Linked DNA regions of Homo sapiens: region 2 is linked to region 1. Evidence: chromatin loops called from intact Hi-C (ENCODE). Cell type or tissue: B cell. All regions are shown on one strand. Each heading gives the region's core, and the rest is flanking DNA. Links, peaks and the distances in the headings are about the cores only.

Region 1 (7,610 bases), core at 1,095-6,094:
AAGGGCATTTTTACATTGTGGTCTACGTGAATGGTGCTCCTGGGACTCTTGCAGCACACAATCTATAAAGCTGAATATGGTAGCCTTGCTTACTAATGGGTAGGAATTAGATACAGAATGTTAAGCAGATGTGTGTGTGTGTAGATGATGGTGGTGGTGGTGACAGGTTGAGAAAGTAGATAGGCATTCCAAGTAGAGGGAACAGCATATTACAAGACCCTCAGGTGGGAAGGTACTTTCTTTTCTTTGTTACCTGACATGCGGGCAATTATTCAGACTTTCACAACCCCAAATGTTTTATTGGTAAAACTGGGGAAAACAAGTTTCATGGCTACTTAACTTGCATTGTCATTGTGAAGCATTGAAGCTATGTAAGGAAGCACAGTGCTCAGCATAGTGCTCAGTCTCTGTGTTTCCTTCTTTCTATTTCCTAGAAGCAAGGTGAATTTGGGGTCACCAACGTGACACTTAATAAATAGCAGGTACTTGATTCACACCTCTATCATTAACACTCAAAAGTTCTAGGACTATTAGTGATTGCTAAATAAGGTTTGCTTTCCAGGCAGCTAGTGCAAGAAAGGAAGGCAGGTTTGGACAAAATTATCAAGTTACCTTAGCTGTGTGGTGACCAAAAAGGGAACTGAAATTATGACATTGTCCCTCCCACCGCACAGTCCACACCCTTCTCACCCACACCCATCTGATCTTATCTCCTGCCCAATCTGACATTTTGCTCTTTCAGGAAGCAAGTTATGCTGTTCTTTTCTTATGCCTCCAGTCTATTTTTTCAACACTTTAATTTTATGTTATTGTGGTAAAATATACAGAACATGAAGTTCACCATGTAAATCATTTTTAAGTATACGATTCAGTACTTTTAAGTATGTTCACAATGCTGTGTGACTGTCACCACTATCCATTTCCAGAACACGTTCATTATCCCAAACAGAACTCTATAACTATCAAACAACAACTTCATTCTTCTTCCCGCCAATGCCTGGAAACCTCTATTCTGTTTTCTGTCTCTGTGAATTTGCCTATTCTAGATACTGCAAATAAGTGGGATCATAGGTTTATTTCACTTAGCATAATGTCCTCAAGGTTCATCCATGTTGTAGCATGTCAGAATTTTCTTCCTTTTTATGGCTGAATAGTATTCCATTGTATGTATGTGTGACATTTTGTTTACCGCACTTTCTTTTGTACAATTATCTTATTGCAGTGCTATTGTTTTTGTATGTATTGTGTGAGCACCTGATGGCAGATGTGTAGGCAGAAGTTCTAAAGCGGCCCCCAGTGAAGTCCCTCCCGAGTCCCTGGGACTTCAGAATGTGCTATCATGCTTGAGATTATGTTTTGTTACAGAGGGAGACCAGCCTGGATTAGCCTGGTGGGCCCAATGTAATAACATACATCTTTAAAAATGGAGTTTTCTCTGGCTGATGACAATAGAGGCAGTCAGGTTTGAAGCACGATAGTCATTTGGCACTATTACTGCTTAAAGATTGAGGAGCCATGGGAAAAGGAATGTGAGTGGCTTCAAAGAGCTGAGGCAGGTCCCAGATCTCAGATGGAAAGCACTTCAGTCCTGTAACTGTAGGGTACTCTGTCATAACCTGAATGGGTTTGGAAGTGGATTTCTCCTCAGAGCCTACACTTAAGTTCCCAGCCCGGCTGACACCTGAATACTGGCCATGGGTGACCCTGAGCAGAAATTCCTGCCACACCAGGTTGTTCTCTGGTATACTGAGTGGGGAGGTAATAAATGCGTGTTGGTTTAAGTTGCGAGATTTGTGGGTGATTTGTTACTCAACAACAGAAAAGGACGACAGCGAGGACCCCATCTTTTCATGTTTGTGTTTAGCCCACTGCCTGGAACTGACTAACTTCCCAACAAACACTAACCAAGTAATCGATTGAAGGAGGCAGGAAGAAGGGATGATGGGTGGAAGAGAAAAGGAAGAACAAATGAAGAAAGAATGGATGAGGCGGCAGGATGGCTTGAGACTAGCCTAGCCCTAGAGATAGGGAGACCCTGTCTCTACAAAAAATGAAAAAAAAAAAAAAAATTAGCCAGGTGTGGTGTCATATGCCTGTAGTTGCAGCTACTAGAGAGGCTGAGGTGGGAGGATCGCTTGAGCCCAGAAGCTCCAGGTTGCAGTGAGCTATGATTGCACCACAGCACACCAGCCTGGGTAACAGAGCAAGACCCGGTCTCTAAAAAACAAAACAAAACAAAACCAAACCAAACCAAAGAATGGAATATGGAGGAAGCAAAAGGGAAAAAGGTAGAGACCAGATGTAGGGGAGGGCATTCAAAAGGGCTGAAAGTGAATGAGGGAAATTTTTCCAAAGAAATCTAGAATATTCTTCACCTTCTTCAGAAATTCAGATGGTTAATGCTTTTAAAATTTTTAGTATTCCAATTATTCAATTGTGTAAAGTAAGTATTTGTTTAGTGTCCTGTCAGCACAGATTGTAACTTGAATGAACAGAAATCTTGAATGTGGTTTTATTTTGATTAAGAACAACACTTATCTTCGATGTCTTAGGCACCCGTATAGTCAAGAATAGCCTGCTGGTAAAAGTCCCTGAGGGCAGTTAGTCAAGGAGGATTGGACATTAATATCTTTGGATTTTGAAGGAACTTATTGGAAGTAATTTCAATAAGTTCAATAATTGAACTCGTATGCCTCATTCTACTCTAAGAAAAGAAAAATGAGTCGATCCTTTGCATGATCACTTATCTGGATTTTAAATAGATGCACAAGCTTCTGATACCTAAAGTGTCACTTGTATCCTCATGTAAATAGCAGGATAATTTCCTTGACAGAAAATAGCTTCCTCATCCATGCATTACTGTCCTCATGATTTCAGCATTAGAGATTCATTTCTTTAGATTAAACATTGATCTTGACCCTTGTGAAATGCAGCTATGTTACCAGAAGGAGTAAGCTGTAAGTTCATTAACCTTTAAACATTAATGAAACATATCAGATGATTTTTCTCTCCCTTGCACAAGAGCAGTGAGAATCTGGTCATATGGGGGAACACTAAAGAGGAACTAACATCAAAGTCAAATTTACTTTCTTAGAAATTCTGTGTAGCTCAAGCCCTGTCTGGAAAGCTTATAACTGAGTTCCAGTTTCGATTTCACTGGACTGATCTGCTGCATGCTCAAAGGTATATTCAAATGTCAAGGCAAGGACAGTTGCTATAGAGCTTAGTTCCTTCTTTCATTTGATTAGACACATAAAGGGGTCATGTTCATCAACATGTTTATTTTTTTTAAATGACAGAATGACAACCTCAACAAGCTGAAGAAAAATTGGGATATCCTCGGGCATGTAACTGAAGGGTACAGAAGAGCTGCTGACTTCCAACAGAGATGGGGGTTCTTGTGCCACATGTCATTATCGAAAGCCTCAGCCTCTCTGTTCTGCTTTCTTGTTTCCTCTCTTTTTCTCTGTCTTGTCTTTTTCTCTGTCTTGTTTCCTCTCTGTCTTTTGCTCTGACTCCTTTCTCCTCCCCAGCCATCCAATCTTCTCTCTCTACATGTCTCCGCTCTGCTTTTCCCTATGTTGCCTTTATTCTCTGAAAATGTCTTTCCTCTGGTAAAATACATGGTACCCTACACTGCTCCAGGGATACATTGTTAGTGCCATAGCCTACAGTTGGTTAGAGAAAGGGTACAGCACAAGTCCAGAGGATGAGCCTGATTGGCCGAAGTTGGCTGACTTTCCCATCCCTGCAATCCTTCTAAATAGGAAGATATGTTCCCTGTTTCCCATAGAGGCGAGGGCTTCTTTTACCAGAAGAGGTGAAAGGAAAAGGCTTTATGCAGATGAATCCATGACTTCCACAGTCTATTTCAGGGTTCTAGTTGGATTGGTGGGTTTAATGAACACTGTACTTCATTGCTTCACAGTGGATGGCAACATTTCTATTTCACATTGATGTTACATTTTTTGAAAATTTGTATAGCAGAGGTGGAAGAGGAGAAAGAGGTGGAGGGGAAGAAAGCAACGCTATAATTCTATTTATTGTCTATTCGAAGAATACAACAGCTGAATCATTGTCCTTCAAATTATTATTTTTTTAAAGAAAAAGCCCTTTTCAAAACTAGAAATGTGTTATTTTTGATAAAGTTGGAGATCCAAATTCCAATTTTACTGCTGCATTATCAGAGTTAAAAGGTAGTCACATCTGGTTAAGGATTGAGTGCCGAAATAAAATTTGTAAAACAAAATGAAAAGTTCTAGGCTTGGTTTGACTCCAACTCTTTAAGAGATCTTTGTTGCTTAATCATTATCTATTTATTTAATTAATTAATTAATTTATTTATTTATTTTTGAGACGGAGTCTCACTTTTTCGCTCAGGCTGGAGTGCCGTGGTGCAATCTCAGCTCACAACAACCTCTGCCCGGGGGTTCAAGCAATTCTCCTGCCTCAGGCTCCCAAGTAGCTGGGATTACAGTTGCGCACCATCACGCCTGGCTAATTTTTAGCCACCATACCCAGCTAATTTTTGTATTTTTTGTAGAGACGGGGTTTTGCCATGTTTCCCAGGCTGGTGTCAAACTCCCGGCCTCAAGTGATCTGCCAGCCTTGACCTCCCAAAGTGCTGGGATTACAGGCGTGAGCCACTGTGCCTGGCCTCATTTTTTAAAATGAAAAAAAAAAAAAAATATATATATATATATATACATACATATATATATAAGTATTAGCGACCATTTATGACACTAATGATGGTCAAAGACCTCTACACATACAAGCTTCGCATTATAAAGTTTCTAATGCAGAAAAATGTGGATTCTAGTCATCTTTTCTCACTTGGATGCATTTCTTGAGGACTTGCTGAGTAATGTATTTGGTACACTCTTGGTGTTGGCTACAAACAGGTAAGGAGAGAGACGGCATGACCATTCCCACAAAGTCAGTGAAATAAAAGACAGTCTTCCCAGGGACGACACAGTAGAGCCCCTCCCACTACTTTCTTACTTGTTATTATTGTTTATTTTTTTCAGGAAGCCCCAGTTGTCAGGCGTGGTGGCTCATGCCTGTAATTCCGGCACTTTGGGAGGCTGAGGCAAGCAGATAGCTTGAGCTCAGGAGTTCAAGACCAGCCTAGGAAACATGGCAAAACTCCATCTGTACAAAAAATACAAAAATTAGCTGGGTATGGTGGTGCAAGCCTGTAGCTACTTAGGAGGAGGCTGAGGTGGGAGGATCACCTGACCCTGGGGAGGTCGAGGCTACAGTGAGCAGTGTTCATGCCACTGCACTCCAGCCTGGGCATGAATGAGGTCCTGTTTCAGAAAACAAAAAACAAAAGAAAAACCCAGAAGCCTCAGCCCCAGTCAAAAAACTTTTAAAGTCCAATAGACATAAAATTACTGCTAAAACAATTTCTAAACGTTTGGTCTCACGTACTTTGGGTAGTACTGACAAAGATCATTGCTGTCTGTCATGCCAGACCCTTACACTGACTACAATAGGGATGATACTGTGTCTGAGAGGCTGAAGAAGAGACCCAGAGATAGTGAATGAGACATAGGGTTTATTGGGGGTACTTACGTACAGGGGTGGCCCAGTGGATGTGGGCTGAACAGGAGAACCTCTACTGTTTGTAAAAAGCATGCAGTTGACATGGCATTTTTTACTTAGCACCGTCTACCTAGAAACCTCCATTTAACCCAAAACAAAGGACCTCAATATCCGGTATGACCTGTGTTCTAAGGGCTGGGAATTTAATCATCCTTCATAGATAAGGAGTAAATCTCTGGGTTGGCCACTCCCGTATTCCTTAGCACAGAACTCCGAACACACATTCTTCTTAGACCATAGGGTCACCCTTCAGGGTATGTGTAAGTTAAGTTATTGCTGTCAGGTGCATCTGCCATACACTGTCTCGCTTTTAAATATATGATAATTTTGAAAGAATTTCAAGCTTTTCAAAGTTACAAAAATAGTACAGATTTCCCATACACCTTTCACCCAGCTTGCCCTAATATTAACTTCTTATATAACCAGAGTACAATGATCAAACTAGGAAATTAACATTGGTATAGTACAATACTATTAAGTAAATTACAGATTTCATTTAGATTTCCCCAGTTTTTTATCTAATATCCTTTTTTTCTGTCCCAGGATCCAATCCAGGATCCCACGTTTTGTAGTCATGTCTCCTTGATTTTTTCCAGTGGGTGACAGTTTCTCAGTCTTCCCTTGTCTTTTGTAACCTGGACACTTTTGAAGAGTATTGGTCAGTGATTTTGTAGAATGTCTCTTGATTTGGCATTGATTAAGACATGATGTCTTGGCCAGGCATCGTGGTTCATGCCTGTAATCCCAGCACTTTGGGAGGCAGAGGAGGGTGGATCACCTGAAGTCAGGAGTTCAAGACCAGCCTGGCCAACATGGTGAACCCTGTCTCTACTAAACAGTACAAAAATTAGCCGGGCATGGTGAAAAGCGCCTGTAATCCCAGCTACTCAGGGGGAGACAGGAGAATCGTTTGAACCCGGGAGGTGGAGGTTGCAGTGAGCTGAGATTGTGCCACTGCACTCCAGCCTGGGCAAGGAGAGTGAAACTCCGTCTCAAAAAAAAAAAAAAAAAAAAAAAAAGGACATGATGTCTTAATTCTGATGATTTTATCCTTGATTGTTTGGTTAAGTTGGTGTCTGCTGGGTTTCTTCACTGCGTTAGTCCATTCTCACACTGCTATGAAGAAATACCAGAGACTGGGTAATTTATAAAGAAAAGAGGTTTAATTGACTCACAGTTCCACATTGGTGGGGAGGCCTCAGGAAACTTACAATCATGGCGGAAAGCAAAGGGGAAGCAAGTACCTTCTTCACAAGGCTGCAGGACAGAGTGAGTTTCAGCAGGGGAACTGCCAGATGCTTCTAAAACCATCAGATCTCGTGCTCCCATGATTCAGTGACCTACTGGGTCACTCCCATGACACGTGGGGGTGATGGGGATTACAATTCAAGATGAGATTCGCATGGGGACACAGCCAAACCATATCATCCACTATAAAGTAACTATTTTTTCCCTTTATAATTAATAAATGTCTTGGAGGAGTTATGTTAAGACTATGCAGATATCCTGTTTCTCCTCAAATTTTGCTGATTTTGGCATCTCTTCAAATTTTGCTAAAATTGATAGATCATGTCCATGTTAGTGATTACATATTATTTTGTTGTTTAAAGAGACTCAGGGAGAGAGATCACGAATTATTAACTGGAGTGCTCTGTAAAGAACAACCCCTTCTTAATTTGTTTATATGTTAAATTATTTATTTTTATTGGTAGAGAGTTACAGGTATTTATTCCATTCTGTGAGTTATGATCCAATTTTTTTTATTTTTAAATTAAGTGTAAAGACAGGGGCTTGCTCTGCTGTGCAGGCTGGAGTGCAGTGGTTCGATGGTAGCTCATTGCAGCCTCAAAATCCTGGACTCAAGCGACCCTCCCAACTTAGCCTCCCAAGTCACTAGGACTACAGGCATCCAGCTAAGTTTTCTTTGTTTTTTGTTTTTTTTTGAGATGGAGTCTCACTCTGTCACCCAGGCTGGAGTACAGTGGCATAATCTCGGCTCA
Region 2 (7,610 bases), core at 1,701-6,700, 1.3 Mb before region 1:
ATAGAACATGAGAATACATTTGGAAGAAAAGAGGGGAAGAAATAGGAAGGAAGGAGAAATAGGAATGATTACCAATGCATTGTGACAGATAAGATTCATGGGTGTTGAGAATCCTATAGACTGGGTGGGAATTCTAACTCTGCCATTTATTAGCTGTGTGACCTCAGTTTTCCCATTTCTATGGGCTGCTGAGAAGATAAATCACTTAATGCATATAATGTATTTAGAATTCCTTAACTGCTTGCTCTTAGTACTTTTATTATGCACCTAGTACTATGCTAAATAATTTAACATGTCCTTGGCACTGATGGGAATGAAAAAGGGAGTACTAGACTTTATTGTAGGCTAGTTGGGAAAACACAGCAAGCCCATTAGAAACTATCAGGAAACAACAAAGACCCAAAGCTCTAAGTGCTCTACAAATCCAGGTCTACTTTGGATTATTTTTGTGTGGCTAATTTATGTGGATTATTTAGGTAGATAATTTTTTAAAAAATCAGTTCCAACAAAATAACTTCTTATTTTTTGTTTTTTTGAGGCAGTCTCGCTGTGTCACCCAGGCTGGAGTGCAGTGGTGTGATCTTGGCTTGCTGCAACTTCCGCCTCCCGGGTTTCAGTGATTCTCCTGCCTCAGTCACCCAAGTAGCTGGGATTACAGGCACACGCCACCATGTCCAACTAAATTTTTGTATTTTTAGTGTAGACAGGGTTTCACCATTTTGGCCAAGCTGGTCTATAATGCCTGACCTCAAGTGATTTGCCCTTTGCGGCCTCCCAAAGTGCTGGGATTACAGGTGTGAGCCACCGCACCCGGCCCCAAATAACTTCTTTTTGTGTGTTTGATGTCTTGAAGAGCTCTCTTTAATTTTGCACGGGTTTCTTGAAAGCATTTCATAGGTCATATGACAGGTTGATATGTCAACCTTATTTTTTAAAAACTCAATTATATGTTTGTCACGGTTTCTAGAGAGTCAACATCCTGAAATTCTTTTAAAAATGTTATTAGTATATGTGTTAAAAAACAGCTTTAGAGTAAAGTTGAGGTAGATTTGGTTCTCCCATTTGGCTTCAAAGGGAAATTTTAGGCTTGTTTGTAGGATTTTTTGTTTGGTAAAATGTGAGAGTCCTGTGTGTGTCCCTGGTTGAGGATGTGGTGGTGCCTGCCCTGGGTCAGCAGAGGAAATGATGAAATAATGAAACTTAACTGTAGCACTCTCCAACTAGGAGATAAGGGGACAGCTACAGCTTTTTCCCAAGCCTGGCCCACTTACATGCTGAAGTATCACTGGCGATGCTATGGAAATTCTGTTTGGGACCATCTCCATTCACTCCTTTTACTCATATCTTACAGTTTTAGAGTGAGTCAGACCTGGACTGGAGCCCTCATTTTGGCTCTGCCTGTACCATCTTAGGCAAGTCTTTTAAATCTGTGCTTTTTCATTATCCAATGCAGACAATTGTCCATGTATGTGCATGTTCACAAGCACTTCAGGAGATTCTGATATGGGAGGAAGGTGTGAAGGACCTTTCAGGGAACTGAAATCCACAGAGGTGAACTGACTTGCCTAACACCACAGAGCTCATCAGTTTCCAGGTGCAAGTCGATCCAGAGTTTTCCAACTTTCTCTATTGATCCTCTAGTGTTGTCTCCTACTATAAGAGTTCAAAAGTTCTTCAGCAAGAGACACCCTAGACAGACCCATCATTCAGCTCAAAGGTGCACCAGCTCACCTGCCTGTCCTCCTTCCCAGCTTTTGCCAGCGCTACTGTCTTCCTCCTTAAGCCCCAGTAAAAACCTGGCAGTCATGGATTCCATGGATTCCTTCTCCTGTACCCCATATGTAATCTTCTGGAAGTCCTGTTGTTGTTGTTGTTGTTGTTGTTTTTGAAATAGAGTCTCGCTCTGTTGCACAGGCTAATGCGACAGACACAGGCTCTGTCGCACAGGAGTGGAAAGGCTCGATCTTGGTTCACTGCAACCTCTACCTCCCAGATTCAAATGATTCTCCTGCCTCAGCCTCCTGAGTAGCTGCTGGGATTACAGGCGCCCACCACCAAGCCCAGCTAATTTTTGTATTTTAAGTAGAGACGGTGTTTCACTGTGTTGGCCAGATGCCCAGCTAATTTTTTGTGTGTGTGTATTTTTAGTAGAGACAGGGTTTCACCATGTTGGTCAGGCTGGTCTCGAACTCCTGACATTGTGATCCGCCCGCCTTGGCCTCCCAAAGTGCTGGGATTACAGGCGTGAGCCACTGCACCTGGTGTCCTGTTGGTTTTAAACTTGTAAATAACTTTCAGATTTATCTACTTCTCTCTGACTCCACCACCAAGTCTCCATCACCTCCCATGTGGACGATAACTTTCTATCTGGTCTCAGGGCAAACTTTTCACAATGTGAATCTCCTCTCTCTCCATCACCTGTTTTAGAACCGTCAGACTGGGTGTGGTGGCTCACGCCTGTAATCCCAGCACTTTGGGAGGCCAAGGTGGGTGGATCACCTGAGGTCAGGAGTTTGAGACCAGCCTGGCCAATATGATGAAACCCTGTCTCTACTAAAAATACAAAAATTAGCTGGGCATGGAGGTGGGTGCCTGTAATTCCAGCTACTTGGAAGGCTGAGGCAGGAAAACCATTTGAACCCAGGAGGCGGAGGTTGCGATGAGCCGAGATCTTGCCATTGCACTCCAGCCTGTGCGATAAGAGCAAAACTCTGTCTCAAAAAAATAATAAATAAATAAATAAATACATAAATAAAAACCTTCAATGGTTCCCTATAGCTGTTAGTTTGGAAATACAACATGACATAGCCTCCCATGTCCTGCAAGGTCCTGCTCTTCAGTCTTAACCTCATCCCATTCTCCATCATTCTCCCTTCTGTGCGTCTTCTTCCAGCTCTCTGAATGTGTCAGCTCCTCCCTGCCACAGGGCCGCTGTGCATGACACCCACTTGCTGGAATACTTCTTTCTCTCTTCCTCCTCCTTTGCCCAGTCAGCTCCTACTCATCCTTCAGTTCTTACCTCAAGGCTCCCTTTCTTAAGAAAACCTTTTTAACTGCTTCCGGTTTGTTGGGTTCCTGTTACAGGCACTCCTAGGCACCCTCCCCCACTTTTTCTATATGCGTGCTCATCACAGTCTGTAATTAATACACTCATTTGTGTAACTACTTGATTAATTTCGGTCTTTCCCATCATATTATATATTCTACAAAAGCAAATAATGGGACTGATTTTGCTCAGTCCCTGAGGTACGAGTCACTGTTGTTCCCCTAGCATCTAGAACAGTGCCTGGCACGCAGTAGATCCTCAATAAAAAAAAATTGTTTAATGAATGAATGATGTTTATGTCCAACTCTTCCCTAAATCTCCCTTGATGTATCCTATCTGGCCCCCGTCACCCAAGGCTCATCTTTCATACATTTACACTTAGTTCAGCCATGTTAATACATGTGTATCTTTTATGTTCTCTTTATTGTAAGGTAACTTCTATTTAATATATTCCTTCTTGGCCATCTTTATTGATACTTTCTAATCTGAGTGTCTCAGATAGGAAATAGCAGGGACCTCGTGACTGTGAGGAAGGGAAGTACTTAGTAAATTACCCTTCCTCTCTCTCTTTTACTGAACTGCTGGGGAAATCCCTTTGATCATTAAAACCAGAAACAGAGTCAGGCTGGAGGCCACAGACTGTCATGATTTGCATCAAAGCTTGAGCCCTAGATAATGAGGAAAAGAAAATGGAAATCTGTAGCTCTTCATAATCCACTGAATTCCTTTGCCTGTGAGAATCATAGCACTAGGGTGCTCTCTGAGACCTTTGGATTGATCATGTCACAAATTTCATACTATTGTAAATCATAATTGCAAATTGCTTTAGGCTATAATCTATGCCTAGACAGACTCTAAAATTAGTAGATGGTTAAATCAGGCCAAACTATTGGCCTGAGGGAGAGATGGGGTGGGGAGGCTCTGAGATCTTCCCTGGGGCAGCTGGGAGTGTCCCAGAGAACCAGAAAGTTGGCATTGTGATATTAGGGACTATCCGAGATAAGGTATGTGGTGCCTTTGCACTTCATGCTTAGAATGTGCTGACAATTCTAGAGAGCAAATAGGCACTTATGTTTTAGTTGGGAAAGAAATAACCTGCATAGCTCTCCTTTTCTCCAAAGCACAGGCAAATTGGAATCTGCCTACTTGTTTATTAACATATTCCAAAGGTCTATCAAACCTTTAGAAAAGGGGCCATTTATTTTATTTTATTTCCTTTTTTTTTTTTTTTTTTTTTTAGACAAGGGTCTCACTATGTTGCCCAGGCTGGTCTTGAGCTTCTAAGCTCAAGTGATCCACCAGCCTCGGGCTCCCAAAGTTCTGGGATTACAGGCATGAGCCACTCCACCTGGCCAAGGGACATTTCTTTAAAAATGCAATCCTGAGTAGAAGATTCTATAACATACACTCACTGTTGGCAAAGAAAGGGAGCTTTTTCTGAGTACCTTTTGTTGCAAAACCATTGAATTCCTGCCTGTTGAACTCTAACAAGTTTGTGACATGAGAAAAGACACAAAATCGATTGAACCCACCAACTCTGTTGGCTGCTGCTTCTGTTTAAGTAACTTCAGTACTAGAGCTGGGAAATCATGATCCAGAATTTAAATATAAGCACATTCCCTATTGTAACCTTCATTGTACTTTTACTCTTCCTTTATGGACCTCATTACAATGTGTAATCATTTGTTATTTGTGTTTTTTTGTTTGTTAGTTTGTATTAAGAGAACTGAATTGTGCCTTTTCTACTAGACCTTAAATTCCACGGGAGCAGGAAACTCTATTTTGATGACTTCTGTATCTGTTTGACCTAGAACCATCTTTGTATAGGGAGATGCCCAGTAAGCATTCACAGGTGTCAACCGCTGAGTCTCTGCTGCAGCCTGAAGGCAGTCATCATGATCATCTCCATTTTATAAATGAGGAAGCTGAGCACAGAAAGGTTAAGTAATTTGCTAGTCACTTGAGGAGCCAGGATTTGAACCTAATAGTTTGGATAGATAATTACACTCTTCTGCCACAAATAAACATTTGTTAAAAGAATGAAGGCTCCACAGGGGCAGATTTGGAGTAGCCCTGGCTATGCTATGTATGAATCACTCAGGCAGACATTTTTCAGTGAGCTGGGAAGTCCTGATTACGGTGTGCCTGAGCTAGCGGGTGTTAGGTGAGGGACTGGGGAGGGTGTGGTAAGTGGAGCAGGAAAGTCTTGTCAGAGGTACTTCAGAAGCCAAGGAGGTCTGGCCTAGTCTATTTCATACTACTCCTTTTTTTCTGGATCAAGAGTTAAAGTTCAGGCTGTTTTTATTCCTGGAAGCAGAACGGCCTAAGTGGGAGAAACCTTGAATGTATTTTCAAGGTTCCTGAAACCAGACTTAAGAGCTTGTGTGCTTTCCAATTGTGTAAGTGGTTCTAACCCTCTCTGATACCATTGACAATCTAGAGTAGGTTCAGGGAGATTCACCCTGACTTGTGACATGCCCTCTTTCTTAAATATGATTTTATTTTTTTAACTAGGTCTTTAAGATTTTTTTTAAAAAACTAGGTCTTCACAATTATTCATGCTTATAGCTTTTGAAAAAGAAACCAACCAGTACAGAAGGATACAAAGTGAAAGAAAAAAAAAAAAACTCATTCTCATTTATTTTTCCAGATGTCTTTTTTGTACTTATCAGTACATATCAACCACTGTATAGTCTCACATTGTTTTCACGTAAATGGGAACATACTATGTTATCTGTTCTGAATTTTTTTCTTTTTTAAAAATTTGAGGGGACTGCTGGGTTATGGTAGCTTGAACACATAATTTTGTTGTATTCCAAAAACTCCACTAAAACTGCAGAATGGAGGCTGGGCACAGTGGCTCATGCCTGCAATTCCACCACTTTGGGAGGCTGAGGTGGGCGGATCACTTGAGCCCAGGAGTTCAAGACCAGCCTGGGCAACATGTCAAAATCCTGTTTCCACAAAAAATACAAAATTTAGCCAGGCATAAAATACAAAATTTAGCCAGGCATGGTGGTGCATGTCTGTAGTCTCAGCTACTCAGAAGACTGAGGCGGGAGGATTGCTTAAGCAGAAACACATAAAGATATGGACCCTGCGCCACCCAGATCAGTCTACAGAGAAGGTCAAAATCAGTGAGCCCCATCCTCAAGGCTTCCAATCAACATAGACAACCAGCTATGTAAGGACATCATCTAACACAGGAAAGTCCAAAATAAACAGAAAAGTAATTTGTGCAGGTAGAAGAAACATGACATTAATATCCTCAGGGAAAATATTTCTTCATGCACAAGACTACACCCTAGAGAATGTGACCTGTGCTAGCAGAAACACATAAAGCTTCAACAATTCCCGGAAAGAAAGAGAGAACAGAGAACATGGAGGAGATAACATTTTTCAGAACTGATGGGCGTGGATTTTGAGGTTAAAGGGTCCCAGTGATGTTCAGTGTAATGGATGAAAAAATACCTCCAGCATAATGTGAAATTTTATCACATTAGGGATAAGGAAGATTCTATAAGCTCCCAGAGAGAAAATAAAACAACAATAAAAAAAAAAAAAAACAGATCACGCACAAGAGATCAGCAACTTCTTACCAGCAGCACTGAAAGCCAGAAGACAACGGACAATGCTTTCAAACATGTGAAGGACATTTATTTCCAACCTAGATTTCTATTGCAAGCCAAACTGTGGATCAAGTGAGAAGAGAAAACAAAACAACACATAACAAAAAGATAATTTCAGGCAGGCAACTCAAAAAAACATTTTTAAGTCTTCTTTCTCAGGAAGCTCCTGGAGGATACATTTCATATGGATGAGTAAATAAGCCAAGAAAGAGGAAGGCATGGAATACAGAAAGCAGAAGATCCATCGCTGTGGAGAAGGGAAAGGGAATCTCCTGGAGAGTGGTGAAGGGAGATCCCAGGATGACGATTACACATTAATTGAAGAGGGCAGTCAGTACAGATTGGAACATCGTGACTCAGGAGGTGGCTTGAGTACTGTCATTGCCAAATCTTCTGCCATTATACTTGTCTTTTTAAAAACTGGTAGGAAGCACATAACATAAAATTTAATATCCCCCAAATTTTAAATTGTACTGTTCAATAGCGGTAAATATATTCACATTGTTGTGGAACAGATCTTTAGAACTTTTTTATCTTGCAAAACTGAAAGTCTATACCCATTGAACGATAACCTCCTAGGCCCCCTCCCTTTAGCCTGGTAACCACAATTCTACTTTCTGTTTCCATGAATTTGACTATTTTAGATACCTCATGTTAGTGGATCCAGAGAGTATTTGCTTTTGGTGACTGACTTATTTCACTTAGCATAAAGTCCTCAAGGTTAATCCATTTTGCAGCATGTGACAGATTTTCTTCCATGTGAAGATTGAATAATATTCCATTGTATGTACATACCATATTTTGATTATCTCTTTATTCACTGATGGACATTTAGGTTGCTTCCACCTCTTGGCTATTGTGAATACTCTTGCTGTGAATATGGATATGCAAATATCAATTTGAGATTCTGCTTTCAATTATTTTGAATCTATACT

Evidence for each region. Peaks named below come from ENCODE experiments on the same cell type or tissue, not always from the same donor. Only the 100,000 strongest peaks of a DNase experiment are listed, where the experiment ranks them.
Region 2: it touches region 1 in a loop (5-fold over the local background); 2 of 110 quality-filtered maps call a loop at or near these places.

Annotation. Positions count from the first base shown.
Region 1 is chr7:21,348,580-21,356,189 of GRCh38, reverse strand. No RefSeq gene overlaps it. Among named protein-coding and RNA genes, the nearest start is that of SP4, 76 kb to the left of the region's middle. RefSeq lists enhancers at 785-834, 2,899-3,108. In B cell, for the core only: a CTCF peak has its summit at 3,562; a DNase peak (open chromatin) is centred at 3,229; H3K4me3 peaks cover 2,735 bases; H3K27ac peaks cover 3,879 bases.
Region 2 is chr7:22,694,464-22,702,073 of GRCh38, reverse strand. No RefSeq gene overlaps it. Among named protein-coding and RNA genes, the nearest start is that of IL6, 29 kb to the left of the region's middle. In B cell, for the core only: no CTCF peak of the experiment used is centred there; DNase peaks (open chromatin) are centred at 3,623 and 4,943; H3K4me3 peaks cover 1,224 bases; H3K27ac peaks cover 4,015 bases.